Linked DNA regions of Homo sapiens: region 1 is linked to region 2. Evidence: chromatin loops called from intact Hi-C (ENCODE). Cell type or tissue: PC-3. All regions are shown on one strand. Each heading gives the region's core, and the rest is flanking DNA. Links, peaks and the distances in the headings are about the cores only.

Region 1 (7,644 bases), core at 1,704-5,703, 99 kb before region 2:
ATATAATATACATATTAGGCTATAGATATGCATATGTTAAGTCTTTTTACAGTAGTATTTTCAGTCTTTGATAATTGTATTAATAGAAACTTAAAACAAGTACATTTACTATTTTTGATCCCTTATGCTGCAAAAAATCTTGATTTCTCTGTTTAGGGGATCTGAGGGAGAGGAAGGATATTAGACTGTGAGTCTGATCCAGTTCTGTTGTTTTTAGCTTTCTGAACTTTGTGAATTAACTTAGCTTCTGAACCTCAGTTTAGCTCTTTAAAAAACTCATGATACTCATTATCTACCTCCCTGTCCACCTGGAATATATTATTAGGTTATAACCTGCAACAACAGGAAAGTTATCCTTTTATTCTGAGATGAAAATCATGCCTTTATAAGAGCTTCATATGTAGTTTTCTGTCTAAGTTAAATGGAAAAGTTGAAAGAAATACAGAGAAGCAAGATAACTTCTGAGAATAACTTCTAGACATTCAGAATATCTCTATGCTTAATAAACCCACAATTTAATCAAAATAAAATTCTGGGCCACTCATAGAGTCTCTCCGCAGCTACCTGAAGCCTTCAGCAGTTTTAAGTATTTTTTCTATCTCAACATACCTAAGATAGAAGGTATACTCTTTCTTATGATAGTTATTCTGTGTAATTAGTGAAACTGGCTTTGTTGCAGCAAAGATCTGGTTGTGCAGGAGGCTATTTGGAGAGTGAGTTGGTACCACATATAGTTGAAAAGCTAGCTGTCTCCTCTCCAAGATTCTAGTAGGTTTCTCTGCCCTTTACCTGACTCCTTTTAGAATCATTAACCTAAACAAGTATCATTGCAGGTACATAAGGACTTTTGATTCAACTGCTATAAAACTTTTTTGTTTTACTACTTATGGGCCACAAAAGAAAGAAAGATCTTTGCTTCAGGAATTTAAAATTCCAGTTAGAATATACTTAATGTCTCAGAAGAAGTTAAGCTGCTTTTCACCATTACATCTTCTTTCATTTCCCACTTAAGGAGATAGAAGTCTATGGTATCTCATTAAAATCTAGTGGGATCATCAGGAAATACAGGAATAGGGAACTGAAGCTTTGTCCACATTGTAGCCTTGACCCTTGTGAGCCTACACTCTTACAATTACAGATATTTATTTTCGTGTTTATCCTGTAAGTGCTTCTCAGATTGAGTTGTGAGTAAACCTGGGGAAAGTGAATTAGAGATTTGCAACCTACCAGGATAAAACATGGTACATTTTCTTGGACTATTAATTTTATTTACTGGTAGGTAAGCTAAATCATTTTCAAATAATAAAACAAGATCTGTAATGGTATAAAATGAAAATTTGATCAAACTCCAGCCCATTGATTGAGGCCAGACTTCATATTCTCAGTAGCATGAATTTACCTTCCTCTGCTGTTAGGAGCATTTTGGTGGAAAATTTTAAGAAACACCATTCTATGAGTTTTTTAGCTGTTTATTTCACCTTGACAGAGACTCCATATGGGAGCAAAGCAGCAAGGTACTTCTAGGTTATTTACCTTCTAGGTTATTTACACAGTGCCAAGCGTTTGACCAGAGCACATTAGATGTAATAAGAGAGGCCGGGCGCGGTGGCTCACGCCTGTAATCCCAGTACTTTGGGAGGCCGAGGTGGGCGGATTACCAGAGGTCAGAAGTTCAAGACCAGACTGGCCAACATGGTGAAACCCCATTTCTACTAAAAATACAAAAAAAAAAAATCAGCCTGGCGTGGTGATGGGCACCTGTAATCCCAGCTACTCAGGAGGCTGAGAGGGAAGAATCACTTGAACCTGAGAGGCGGAGCTTGCAGTGAGCCGAGATCGCGCCACTGCACTCCAGCCTGAGCGAGAGAGCAAGACTCTGTTTCAAAAAAAATAAATAAACAAAAAATAAATGTAATAAACAAAACCTGTCTCCCCAGATCCCCATCCAAATTTCAAAACATTACCCTTCTAGCTATGTGAAGCACTTTTATTAAACTGTAGATTTTGTTTTGAAAAAATAGTCTATTACCAAGAATGAATCTTTTAAGCAATTTATTCTCCCCTTTTTAGAAAAGGTTCTGGCAGAATGAGTTCAGAGATAAAAGGACGTGTGACTTAGGAAAAAGCAATACGTATTTAGCATCCACCTCACTATGGAGTGTAAACTATTTCATTGGAAAAGTTTCTGAAAAATCTCCTAAAGTCTATTTAGGACCTATCCAAGGTTGTTAGAGCTAGAGATAGAATCCAGGTGTTCTTAATTTCCTGTGGGGTGTCTGGGCCACATAGCCTTGATAACTGTCTCAGAAATTATCAGTGTTTTTATAAATACTGATATACCTATTATGATAGATGTATTCCTTAAAGATTTGGCATAAATTATTACAAATTGAGTCGTGTTTGAAACATTCCAGCGGAGCTAGATTACAAAGTAAATAATCTTTTTTCTAATAGGAGCTAGTAGTCGGTCCCCTGAGTCACCCCCCACCCCTCCTTCCTTCTTCCTTCCCTCCTTCCCTTCCTTTCTTCCTTTTGTAAGTATTTGGGTTTTTCTGTTTTCCTCAGACATACTTATGTGAATCTTTGAGTCTCAGTCACAGTTGACCTTCAACTCAAACACCAAAGTATAGAAAAAGAAGATTGCAATCTTTCAGTAGCATTTTGATAACAGAGTCTTGTTTGCTTAAAACATGTGGATCACGTTAGAGTGATTCTACAAACAAGATAATTGTTGACATTTTGAAGAAAGTAAAGAATGCATCCTGTCCCTTTTGGTTAGTTTTATATGCCAGAGCTCTGAGTATGATGTGAATCTGTAATTTCTTTGTCTCCCTTCCCCAGGATTATATAAATTGTAGGCTAATTTCATGGAATAGGAAATAATAAAGTCCGTGATCTTTAGTGGAGTTATACATATTTTTTTCCCTCCAAAAGGTTGTTACTCAGTAAGAAAGTTCTATAGTGGTTTATACATCAGTTCCATTGGAAAGAAAGACATATTTGTGTGTGTGTGTGTGTGTGTGTGTGTGTGTGTGTGTGCGCGCGCGCATGCGCGCGCACGTATGTGTGTGCGCATGTGTGTTTTTAAGTAATAGACTTTATTACTCATGCATTTTTGTTGCCTTAGCAGAAGGTCAAAAGCAGATTACAGAATCATAAACCTTCTTAGATGATACTTTGGTATCAGGCTTCTTTCTTTTGTTTTGCTTCCCCAAATACAAAGATCAAAAATATTCTTAGCAGTTATTGAAAATAATTAGAGTTGAGTCTTCCACCTCTTCCTAAAGAGGTCCTCCTTTTGATTCAATTTAAGTTTAGTCTCCTATTATAAGTAGCCATTAAACTTAATGCAGGTTATATTCTCTGGAAGCAAGAAATTGCAACTAGTGATACTATAAGTCATACTGATTTTCCCAAAAGATATATTACAATTAGAGTTATCATTTTTGTTCAGATTTTGATATCCAACTTTACTTTTGAAAAAGTACAACTGCCAGCAAATACTGTATTAGGTATAAATAATGGGCACATTTATATTTATAATGTTTTTAATTATAAAGTTTCTTTAAAAAAAATGGATCAGTACCATAAACAGGGAAGTACACTAGTCATTCAGTAAAAATTTGAATGTTTCTAGATGCCATGGGAAATATAAAGATGACTCTTCAGGAACTTGTCATTGAGTATCATGAGACCCATACATCTGTAAATGTAAAAAAGGTAGTGTCATAAGAGAGGTATAAGGTCCTGTGGGCCACCAGAGAATAGAAAAACTGTTTCTGGCTAAAGCAATCAGAGACTTCACTAGATCCATGAGCTGGGCTCTTAGAGAATGAAGAACATCATTTACCAGGACAGATCAGTGTCATTGATTTGGAGTCAGAAGTTATTAGCTGTGTTACTTTGGGTAGTGTCCCTTAACCTCCCTGTTCTGTGTACCTTACAGAGTTGTTATGAGCATTCAGAGTGATAATATATTTGACAGTGGTTTATATATTCTAAATCACCATATGTTATTATTACCACTTTAGTTTTATGGGAACAAAGCAAAATAACAATAATAGCATGATTGGGTTATAGAGTTTCAGCAGGGCTTCTTTTAACTTTAACAGCCAACATTAATGAAACTCAGAGCTACTTGATGGCTTTTTGTGTAGCCATCCTCCCAAAGAGAGCCAGCTTTGGCTCCCTAGCTCCCCTAGCCCACATGAGGATCATTCTCCACTTCTGTTGGGTTTTATTTAGGTTGCCCTGTAAAAATCTCAGTGTCTAGGCTGACTAAACATCAAAAATATGCTCCTAATCAAGGAGCTGACCAGTTTCTCTTAGTTTCTGGGACAGGGTTGCCTTCTTAGCTAGAGCCATCGCTGACCCCAGTCAGAGAGCTCTCCTGACAAAACAGTCTTCAGATAGTCTTTTTAAGGTCTCCAAGTTGATAGGATGATGGCTGGGAGTAAAGGGGGGTACTAGGAATAAACCATTTTGTCTTGGAGCTCTAATATGTATATAATACTAAGAGAAGCAAAAATAGGCCCCTGTGAAGCCTCTACTCTGTGGGAGCTAACGCTTAGGAATCTGAACATACCCCAGGTAGGAATTTCCACGTAAATTTTACCTAAAAGTAGAAAGGGTTTTTTCATTTAAAAGTCTTTTTTTCTAAACACTGCAATGGAATTGTACAAATCCTAAGGATCTGAATATTAGAAATAAATACATAACAGTGAGGGCCTTTGACTGAGAAAACATCCCTTTGGTATCTCTCTATTGACTGGAAGGAGCTACATAATGCCAGACCAGCAGAGATTATGTAAGCAACCAAAAACGTAGTATTGAAGCACTGCAGCATGATCCTTTCCTCTCTAGGTTTTGGGTCTTGTATATTATATTTGAAGCTATTATTTAGTGCATCTAGGTTCTGGCTAGGAATGAACTGGAACATTTCAGTGGGATTTTAAGGCATGGTGAAAAAAGTAGTTGATGAAAGAGTAAATCACCGTGTTTTTCTTTCTTTGCTGCCACTGCCCATCTTGCTGTGTTCACTGAAATCAAGTGTAGGAGTTGGGGAGTAGGTTAAATACCTGCCTCTGCTGCTACATCTGGCAAATCTTGATCCATATAATTTAGAATTAATAATAGGACATTGGCAAAAATAGGCATTATACTGTATGTTCCTCTTTTCTAGATTAGATCCAGTACCAACCATGGGGCCACCCAAATTGAGACATTAGAATCTATACAGCAATCTTTCTGCATTCTTTGGAAATATAATACCTAGATTGAATTCAGAATATGTTATCTACATTTTAAAAGTTATATGGTGTCTCTATTTCAGAGGGAAGATTAATATTTTATGGCCTGTCATAAATGACCATCTTAGAGGCACCCATTTGTTTTATGTATGCATTAATAATGGAAATTGAGTTCATTCAACTATTGTAATTTTTGTACATCTGTATCATGATTTATATATTGCCTCATTGATGAGCATGTAAATTATTTCAAGTTTTTGCCATTATAAACAGTGACATAGTATCTTTATGCATATCTCTTTGTGCATATATATTAATTTTCCTAGGGCAGTGCTTACAAACTGTATCACATTATACTATATGTAAAAATTATTTTTACTGCCCATATTATCACCTGGGGGATGGTGGCAAAGCTACAGAGGTCTCTGACAGTGTGTCACATATAAAATCTTATGCTCTAAAAAAGGGCTTGACAAACTATGGTCCTCAGACCAAATTTAGCCCCCTACCTATTTTTGTAAATATGGTTTCATTAGAATATATTCATGCCCATTTGTTAGTGTGTTGTCTATGGCTGCTTTTACACTACAGTGACAGAGTTAAATGGTTCCAACAGAGGAACCATTGTATATGGCCCACTGTATTAGTCAGGGTTCTTCAGACAAACTGAACCAATAGGATATATAGTGAGATAGAGCCTGAAAGATGTATTATAAGGTCAGTACCTTATAATTAGCTCACACAGTTATCAAGTCTGAGAAGTTCCACGATCTGCCATCTGCAAGCTGGAGACCCAGGAAAGCCAGTAGTGTATTATAGTTGAAAGGCCAGACAGAGAGCTAGAGGGCTGATGGTGTAATGATTCCAGTTCAAGCCTGAAGGCCTGAGAACCAGGAGTGCCAGTGGCAGAAGACAGATGACCTAAAGATATTCTCTTATGTTTTCTTCCAGAAACTTTATAGTTTTAGCTTTTGCATTTATGTCTATGATCTCTCTAGTGTTAATTTTCATGTGTCACATAAGATAAGGGTTAAGACCATTGTTTTCCGTATTTTTATTCATTTGTTCTAGCCTTATCTGTTGAAAACTTTTCCCATTTGAATTGCCTTGGTCCCTTTTGTCTAAAATCAATCAGTAATATATGGATCTATTTCTGGTTTCTCCATCCTGTTCAGCTGCTCTATTTGTGTCTATCCTTACACTTTAAATTTTTATCAGCCATCAGATATTTCACAGCATGTTGATTAGAAAGCTGTACATATGCCTAGAAGTGGTATTGTTAGGTCATATGAAAGTATACGTTTCTTTAACTTGCCTACATATGCCTAATCCCTCTATGGAAAAATTATTTCAGTATCTCCTCTGCTCTCAGAATCCTTCTCTTTTTAATCTGTCTTCCACAGTGCCATCAGAATGATATTTTCGAAACCAAATATGACTTTCTCTCCTAAGGCCTTCCATGGCTGCTTAGTGTATAGAAACTCCTTGCTTAGAATATAGGATATAAGCTCCTTCACATAAACAGCCTGCTTTTCAAAATGTGCCCTGCACTCCATAATTCACTAGTCCACCTACAAATGTATTCCTTGAAAGTTTTGTGTACTTTTACTGATATACTGGGAACATGTAATTCTTCCTCTCTAGAGAATATCTTTCCTCCACTTCATCCCATGAAATCCTATTTATCTTTTAGTATCATTCCCTTTGTGATATTTCCCTCCAATTGTCCCCATGTTTTCACTGTATTTAAACAGTTCATGTTTCTTTGAGTATACTGTGAGTTCTTTAAGAAGCTTGTCCTATTTATTTTTGTTTCCTCATTGCCTAATACTACTGGCCAATACTTGTTACTCAGTTTTTTTAAATTAAATTGTCTATGATAAGCAGAATGGTCCTTGAAAAATTTTAATCTCCTTCTGAATCTATCAAATAAAGAAAATACCACCTTACCTATGTTATTCAAAGGTTTCTGGTGAAGAGCAAATGAAGTAATAGGCATGGAAATGTTTGAAGAATGTTTTAAAAATGTGATGGCCTTATTGTTGTTTATAACAAAATTTCACTAGAATTAATCCTCTTGGTTTCTTACAAGCTTTATTATGGTGGAACTTTGCCTTCATATATTTGCATTGGTTAAAATTATCCTAATATTAAAAGACTTTAAAGATTTTTATTTCTAATGTTTCCAGTAAAACTGAAAATAACTTAGTTAAAAAATATTTTTGCATTTAAAACTATAGAAAATAAGGCATTTTCTTTATAAAATCTCAGTTGTATGTGTGTATGTGAGTGTCTTTTTGGATATCTTTGATTCAGTGAATATACTGAGTACTGCTCAGTTCAGGCACTATGATCGTGATCACATTACAGTAATAGCTAATATTTAGTGAACCAT
Region 2 (7,644 bases), core at 1,989-5,988:
TCTCCTATCTCCTACCCTTTATTTGTATTGGCTTTAGTCCCTTACAACCACAACTTCCCTAATCAGAACATTATCTTGTACAGTCTGCATGTGTTAAGTCTTGTTCCTCAAACCAGGAACAAACTCTCAAAGTACAGAGATTAACGTCTTAGTCTTTTGAAAAATCTTTCCAGGTAACTTGTAGATATGACAGCTGTTGAAAGGTTAGGCTGAAAGGCTTTCTGGAAATCCAGTTCTATAAACCTGTTTAAACATTTACATCAATTGGCCCTGAGAAAGCCTTTTTGAGGTTTCCAACATAAAGCAGCTCAGTATTAACTGTCATTGGAAGTTTAAGAGAAATGAATGCCAATATGTCTGATATAGCCTTAACTTTCCCAGGCCTCTTCAGCTGTCAGGCTGAGAAGGGATTCCAGGCACTGTAGTAACACAGAAGTCACCGGCTCATGTAGCACCATGGCTCCTAAAAGCATCCCTCTACTACTTTTGTGAGTTTCAAGGGGTGTCTCACTTGGGTGCATGGAGAACTTTGCTTATCTGGGGCCACTAATGCTGCACCATCTCCCCTTACCTACTTTTAATCTGCCTTTCCATCTACCCTCTGTCACCTCTTTATTGCCTCCTTCAGTCCTTCTTCCATGTTGCTAGCAGGGATGTCTTCCAAGTGCAGATCTCACCACATATTCTCCTGCTCAAAGCCCATCTGTAGCATATACTATTAGTTGCTTGTTCTCAGCAATCCCCAGTGCTAACCTATCCAGCTCTGTTGATAGAGCTGGTCCCCCATGAAAGATGCTGAAAGTGCCAAATATGTGCCCTTTCAGATTCCCTTACAGCTAGGACATGGGGACATGACCTGATTCTGACCAACTGGATCTGAGGGGAAGAATTTTGAGGGTTTCAGAGAAATATATCCCTTCTTCATATAAAACACACATCAAAAGAAACATCCGTTTTCCTTGTTTAGGGCTTTGTGTGCTTAAGCCTTGATGCTTAGACTTGGACTCCCATATTGTGGTCATGGGGAGACAGTGACCCAGAGCCCTATATTGATGAGTTCCTGAAGCTTTCTACCACTAGACTTTTTATTATGTAAGAAAATATAGTGTTCTTATCATGTAAGCAATGTTTACTTGGGCCTTCTGGTGTTACTTGCAGGCAAAAGCAACCCAAGATATTTTCCACAGATCCCTATTGGAAAAAGTTCAAACTCCTTATCATGGGTACATGAGGCCTTTGCTGTGAGAGCTTCCCGGAGGGAAAGGGCAGAGATGCTATGTGCCAACTGAAATTACAGAAAAGACTGGATGAAATCAAACAGAGAGTTAATCTAAATAATGATTGCAAACATGGATGCAAACAGTGTAGATGCCATGATAATAAAGATATGATAGACAATATGTAAGCTGTAATGTAAAAAAAAAAGTTGAGAACCGAAATCTTGTACTTGCACACAGCCAACTGTGTATATTAGCATGACTTTCCTATTCCATTGTCTTTATTAGCATAACTTTACTGCTCCAGAGGACTCATGTTCAGGAAGATAAAAACTGCAAACAGCTTTATTGTCTATGTGATAATAAATTTTAAGTTTCAGTGTGGCTATGTTATGGTACCTTGTTTTTGGGTCAAACACGAGTCTAGATGTTGCAGTGAAGGCACTTTTTAGATGGGATTAACTTTTAATAGACTGGATTAAGAAAATGTGGCACATATACACCATGGAATACTATGCAGCCATAAAAAATGATGAGTTCATGTCCTTTGTAGGGACATGGATGAAATTGGAAATCATCATTCTCAGTAAACTATCGCAAGGACAAAAAACCAAACACCGCATGTTCTCACTCATAGGTGGGAATTGAACAATGAGAACACATGGACACAGGAAGGGGAACATCACACTCTGGGGACTGTTGTGGAGTGGGGGGAGTGGGGAGGGATAGCATTAGGAGATATACCTAATGCTAAATGACAAGTTAATGGGTGCAGCACACCAGCATGGCACATGTATACATATGTAACTAACCTGCACATTGTGCACATGTACCCTAAAACTTAAAGTATAATAATAATAAAATTAAATTTAAAAAGTAAAGCAAAAAAAAATCTGTAGATTTTGAGAAAAGTAGATTACTCTCCATAGTGTGTTTGTGCCTCATCTCATTCATTGAAGGCCTAAGGGAAAAAGGACTGAGGTTCTGAAGAGAAATAAATGCCTCCAGACTGCATGCAGACTCGAGGCTTTAACATGAACGCCTGCCGAAATTTCCATCCTCCCAGCCTGCTCTGTAGATTATGGACTTCCAAGCCTCCACAATGGCATGAGACAGTTCCTTAAAAAGAAATCCCTCTCTGGTTCTGTTTCCCTGGAGAAGCATGACCAATACAGTTTATTACAGGAACTTCTGAGAAGACCTTTCAACTCTTAAACAGAAAACATCAACAGATATCCCAAGATGTCCCTTCCCTCAACATCCTCATCTTGCTGTGTCCACCAAACATTATCCTCATCTAATCTTCTTTTACCTTTCCTCCCCATTGAAAGACAGGCTTTATGCCAAATTTCACAGCAAGGTCTCAACAAATCAGACTTTACTTTCCCCTGCAAGATGCTATCAGACTCTGTAAGTTGTAGATAACTGATAGCAATGCAAGATAACTTGTCTACAGATATACAAATAAATTCCATCAGGTGGATATTTACTTAATTTCTCAAATGTGAAGGAAGCCAGTTTTGCCTCCATTTGAAAATTTCAATATTCCTGATGTCTCTATGTCTGTTTTTTACATTTTCCTTTGAACTAATTGTACCTTCTACCTGGTTCCTGCATTAGTAATAAGTTAAATAAGTTCTTTAATGTGTGTGTTTTTTATCTTTATGAGTCATGATTTTACCCTTTTAAAAAATCATTCTTCAACATCAATTTAGCTTTTCATTTTGGAGGGATGACCTATTAACCAAGGACAGGAAGCTGAAGTTGGCAAGAAGAGAGGGAAACTGGGGCATTCTCTTAGGCAGTAAGCCTATTTCCTTCCCTGTTTCTCTGTTGAATAAGGACATGAAGAGATTGAGGACAAATGAGGGAAATCTAACCATCTACCTCTGGGAGTCTATGAAGATGTGGACCCCTGAGTCCACACCCAGGAGTCAGGCAGCATAGGAGTGCAGCTGCTTTGGAAAAACATGTGTTACACACTCTTAAAATTCTTTTTATGCTTGGAGTGATGGCATTGAGTCCCTCTGACACCTTTACATCTGGAGTCCCTCCTTTGGTTAATTCACTGCACCCTTGCAGCTTGTATGCTCTTCTTTAGTGCTTATCATCCCATATTACGATGTTTCTATTACTCTGTCTTGCATCATATTGTAAACTACATGAGAGCAGGGTGCGTCTTGTTCATTAGTATGCTAGTGCCTGGCACACAGCAGTCATTCAGTATGTTTTGTTAATGAAGGAATAGGTTAATATATCTTACTAAGTAATTTGAAAAGTTATCTTTTCCTTTTATGAACAGGTCATAGGACAATTTCCCAAGTGTATTTGGGGCTAGATTTTTCCTTTATCTAGAGGCAACACAAAGTGAAGTCCTTGCATAGCAGTTCCCGGGGATCCCCTATGAAGGATCATCCTGGCGGCCACAGTTCTCAGGCTTTCTGGCTCTTCAGTCCCAAGGTAGCAAGTCTTTGTCTAAAGCACAAGGATGTGTATGATACCATGTATTAAAAGATTTTCCACTAGGTCTGAGGATGAAGAATATTCTGGCAGGTGCTCTTTGTCTTCTCAGAATTCTCTCAGACCCTTGGATTAGATAGAGGGCAACAATAGCCACAAAAAAATTGGAGTCTCCTGAGAAACCTATATGACTTCTGAGAGAGAAAGGCCCTGGAAGAAAGCTGAAGAAGAACTTTTGGAGAAACAGGAAAGTGATGATAAACCTGGAGAATGGGAGTTTTATTCACCTTATTTTTACATGATCTGAGGACCTGGTAGAGGCCTGATATGAGGCGAGAGTAGGCGCTTGGGTCCCCTGCTTTCTTCTCACTTTGGAAGAAATGGTCCCTACTTTTGTTTTTTCTTTTTTTTTGAGACAGAGTCTCACTCTGTTGCCTAGGCTGGAGTGCAGTGGCACGATCTTGGCTCGCTGCAACCTTGGCCTCCTGGGTTCAAGTGATTCTCATGTGTCAGCCTCCTGAGTAGCTGGGATTACAGGCATGTACCACCATGCCCAGCTAATTTTTGTATTTTTAATAGAGACAGGGTTTCACCATGTTGGCCAGGCTGGTCTCGAACTCCTGACCTCAGGTAATCCACCTGCCTCAGCCTCCCAAAGTACTGGGACTACAGGCATGAGCCACCGTGCCCAGCCAGGCTCTACTTTTGAATGACCTATGGATACAGAGTCCAGGAGGTGGAACAGAGAGTTCAGAACATTTGCCAACATCACTAGCATGCACAAACTGAATGAAAATGATTTGGAAAAATTGGTATTGTAAATCGTTCATTGCCATATTTAGGAGCTGGACTTATCCTTATGCCATCTCCAGTTTTCTTCTTTGGGGAAAATTTCTTAAAGGGACAGCAGATTGAGTTGTTGGCATTGAGGCTTGTCATATGAAAAGGAAAAAGGAAATCAGGGTCCCATTTCTCTCTTTATTATTGTGCTCCCATTTGAGGCATTTAAAAATTTTGCTTATTGAAGAGGGCTTTCATCTATGCCTGCAGAAAATTACAGGGCTAAGTTACTTTATAATTCTACTGTGCTATCTTTTCCTTTCCTCTGTTTCAAAATGGTTTGCTCAGAAGAAAGAGGAATATTTCTGCATTTGTCACAGCATACAGAAGAATTTCTGAAGCTCTAAGAAAACCCTGACCCGGGCCACTTCTATTTTATTTTTATTTTTTTAAGTTTTATTTTATTTTCAATTGATAGATAATAATTGCATATATTTTATGAGATTCAATATGATTTTTGATACATGTATACATTGTGGAATGATTAAATTAGGGTAATTAACGTATCCATCTCTTAAAATATTTATCACTTCTTTGTGGTGAAAATATTTGAAATACTCTCTTTTAGTTATTATTATTATTATTATTTGAAACAGGGTCTCACTCTGTCACCCAGGGTGGAGTGCAGTGGTGCAATCATGGTTCACTGCAGCCTTGAACTCCTGGGTTCAAGTGACCCTCCCACCTCAGCCTCCCAAGTTGCTAGGATTATAGGTGCGTGCCACCAGACCCAGCTATTTCAAAATTTTTTTGTAGAGAGAGGGTCTCACTGTGTTGCCCAGGCTGTTCTCAAACTCCTGGGCTCAAGCAATCCTCCTGCCTTAGCCTCCCAAAATACTGGGATTACAGGCATTAGCCATCATGCCTGGCTGTTCTTTAGCTATTTTGAGATATAAATTATTATTAACTTTAGTTATCATGTTGTGTAAGAGATCACCAGAACTTATTCTTCCTAATGGAAACTTTATACCCTTTAAGCAATAATCTCCCCTTGCCTCATCTACCCCTGCCCCAGCCTCTATTAACCATTCTTTTGTCTACTTCTATGGGTTTGACTCTTTTAGATTCCACATTTAAGTGAGATCATGTGGTATTTGTTTCTCTGTGCCTGGCTCATTTTGTTTAGCATAATGTCCTCCTCTAAGTTCATTCATGTTGTTGCAAATGACAGAATTTCCTGCTTTTTAAAAATGGAGAAATATTTCATCATGTATAAGTACCACTTTAAAAAATCTATTTATCCATTGATGGACACTTTAGTTGTTTCTATTTCTTGGCTATTGTGAATAACACTGCAGTGAATGTGAGTACAAACATCTCTTTGACGTGCTAATTTTAATTTCTTTGAATATGTACTCAAAAGTGGGATTGCTAGATCATACGGTAATTCTATTTGTAGTTTTTTGAGGAACCTCCATTCCTTTTTCCATAATAGCTGTGCTAATTTACAATCCCACCAACAGTACACAAGAGTTCCTTTTTCTCCACATCCTCGCCCATACTTGTTATCTTTTATCTTTTTGATAGTAGCCAATCCAACAGGTGTGAGGTGAAATCTTACTGTGGTTTTACTTTGCATTTCTCTGATGATTAGAAGTGTTGGGCATTTTTTCATATATCTGTTTGGCCAACTTTTAGAAATAGTAGAAATGGTGCATGGAAGACCACAGGGAACTGCCAAATTATTTAAATCGGATAACTTGGCAGTGTAAAATCTCCAAGAAGTGTCCCTTCCTTGGTTTTGGTGTCTGCTTCTTCCTACACCTCTACATTTTGAGAAAGAGTCAGAATATGGAAACGAGAGTACCTGTATCAATGAGGAAAACACTGAGCTGCTAGTAAAAGGAAATCTAACAAAAATGGTCTAAATAAATAGGAATCGTTTTTCTCTCAAACAAGATGTCTCAAGATAGGCCATTGCCAGTCTTTGTTCAGAGGTTAAATGATAGAAGGGCTGAGGCCCTAGGGACCTTGGCATTTCTCTCAGGGTTGCCACATGACTGCTGGAGCTCCAGCTATCATGTCTTAATTCAAGGAAAAAAGAAGGCAGAAGGAACAAAAGAGTAGTACTTTTATATTGGGAAGAACAAAAACCTGCCTGGAGGCCCCAGCAGGCATCATTGGCAAGATGGTGTCATTTGGCCATTCCTAAAAACAGGGGAGACTGGGAAAACAAGAATTTTGCCTTCCCCACCTTGTAGGAGAACTTGTCAAAAATGGAGCTGGGAATGTGCCCTGTCTCCAACCACCTTCAGTCTCCACTCACCTTCAGTCTCCACCAAGGTCCACAACCTTGGGTCTGAGACATCCTCTGCTGACCATCGGCTATGGGGCATTGTTCTCCTTGCCAGTTCACTTTAGTCAGCACAAACAGCTCGGTTTTTAGACCCTGTGCATTTTCTCCAATAGACTTAACCTTTTGCAAAATGAGAGAAGTGCCCAGTTATGTAGGGGACAGGAGTGTGCAAAGAAGGCTGAGCAAGAAAAAGCTTTGGAGGAGGATGCCATCAGAGTGCCATCAGACTTGGGACTACATCAGCTAAAATACATTATTGTCACTCCCAAACTGCTGGAAGCCAGTCCTTCCAGCAAGCTCAGAAGCTTATAGGTTTAGGGGCACAGAGGGAAAGGCCATTTCCCAAGTATTCATCAGTGGAGAAATTGGGCTTCTCTTAGCATCATCTGGACTTGGAGCCTTCAGAGCAAATTGCTTACTCCTTCAGTACTTTGTTGTAGAGCCCATTAGAGTGTAGTGGAAAAAGAACTCCACAAGAGCACACCAGGAGTGTGAGAAGGGCCAGATAGTGATTAATCTGTGTGTGAAGTGGCTGCCTTTCCATCAGAAAGACTTTGCTGGAGTATGCAGAGTGAGCTGGACAAGCCAGTCATTTTCTCAAACTGGGAGGCACTCTGGGGCTCTCTCTGCACCCATCCATCTGTAACTCTGTAACCCAATGATTTCCTCAGCACCAGTGGCTCCTGCACCCTGATAGTTAAAATTGTCCATCACCATAGCAACCTCAAGAATGGCTTCAAATGGGATCTGTGATCCTTGAGGATGCAGGTGTGCTTTTCTTTCTTTCTTTTTTCCTCTGTAAGTCAGGGCAAAGCAGTGGTGGAAGGATGA

What was found. Hi-C counts contacts between places; a loop is a spot of excess contacts. Peaks named below come from ENCODE experiments on the same cell type or tissue, not always from the same donor. Only the 100,000 strongest peaks of a DNase experiment are listed, where the experiment ranks them.
Region 1: a loop joins it to region 2, with 2.9 times the contacts of the local background. A loop is called at or near these places in 1 of 110 quality-filtered maps.

The regions. Positions count from the first base shown.
Region 1 is chr14:65,674,114-65,681,757 of GRCh38, forward strand. The region is part of intron 7 of FUT8 (fucosyltransferase 8); the gene reads left to right. Among named protein-coding and RNA genes, the nearest start is that of MIR625, 210 kb to the left of the region's middle. In PC-3, for the core only: no CTCF peak of the experiment used is centred there; no DNase peak of the experiment used is centred there; H3K4me3 peaks cover 636 bases; H3K27ac peaks cover 613 bases.
Region 2 is chr14:65,773,025-65,780,668 of GRCh38, forward strand. No RefSeq gene overlaps it. Among named protein-coding and RNA genes, the nearest start is that of MIR625, 310 kb to the left of the region's middle. In PC-3, for the core only: no CTCF peak of the experiment used is centred there; no DNase peak of the experiment used is centred there.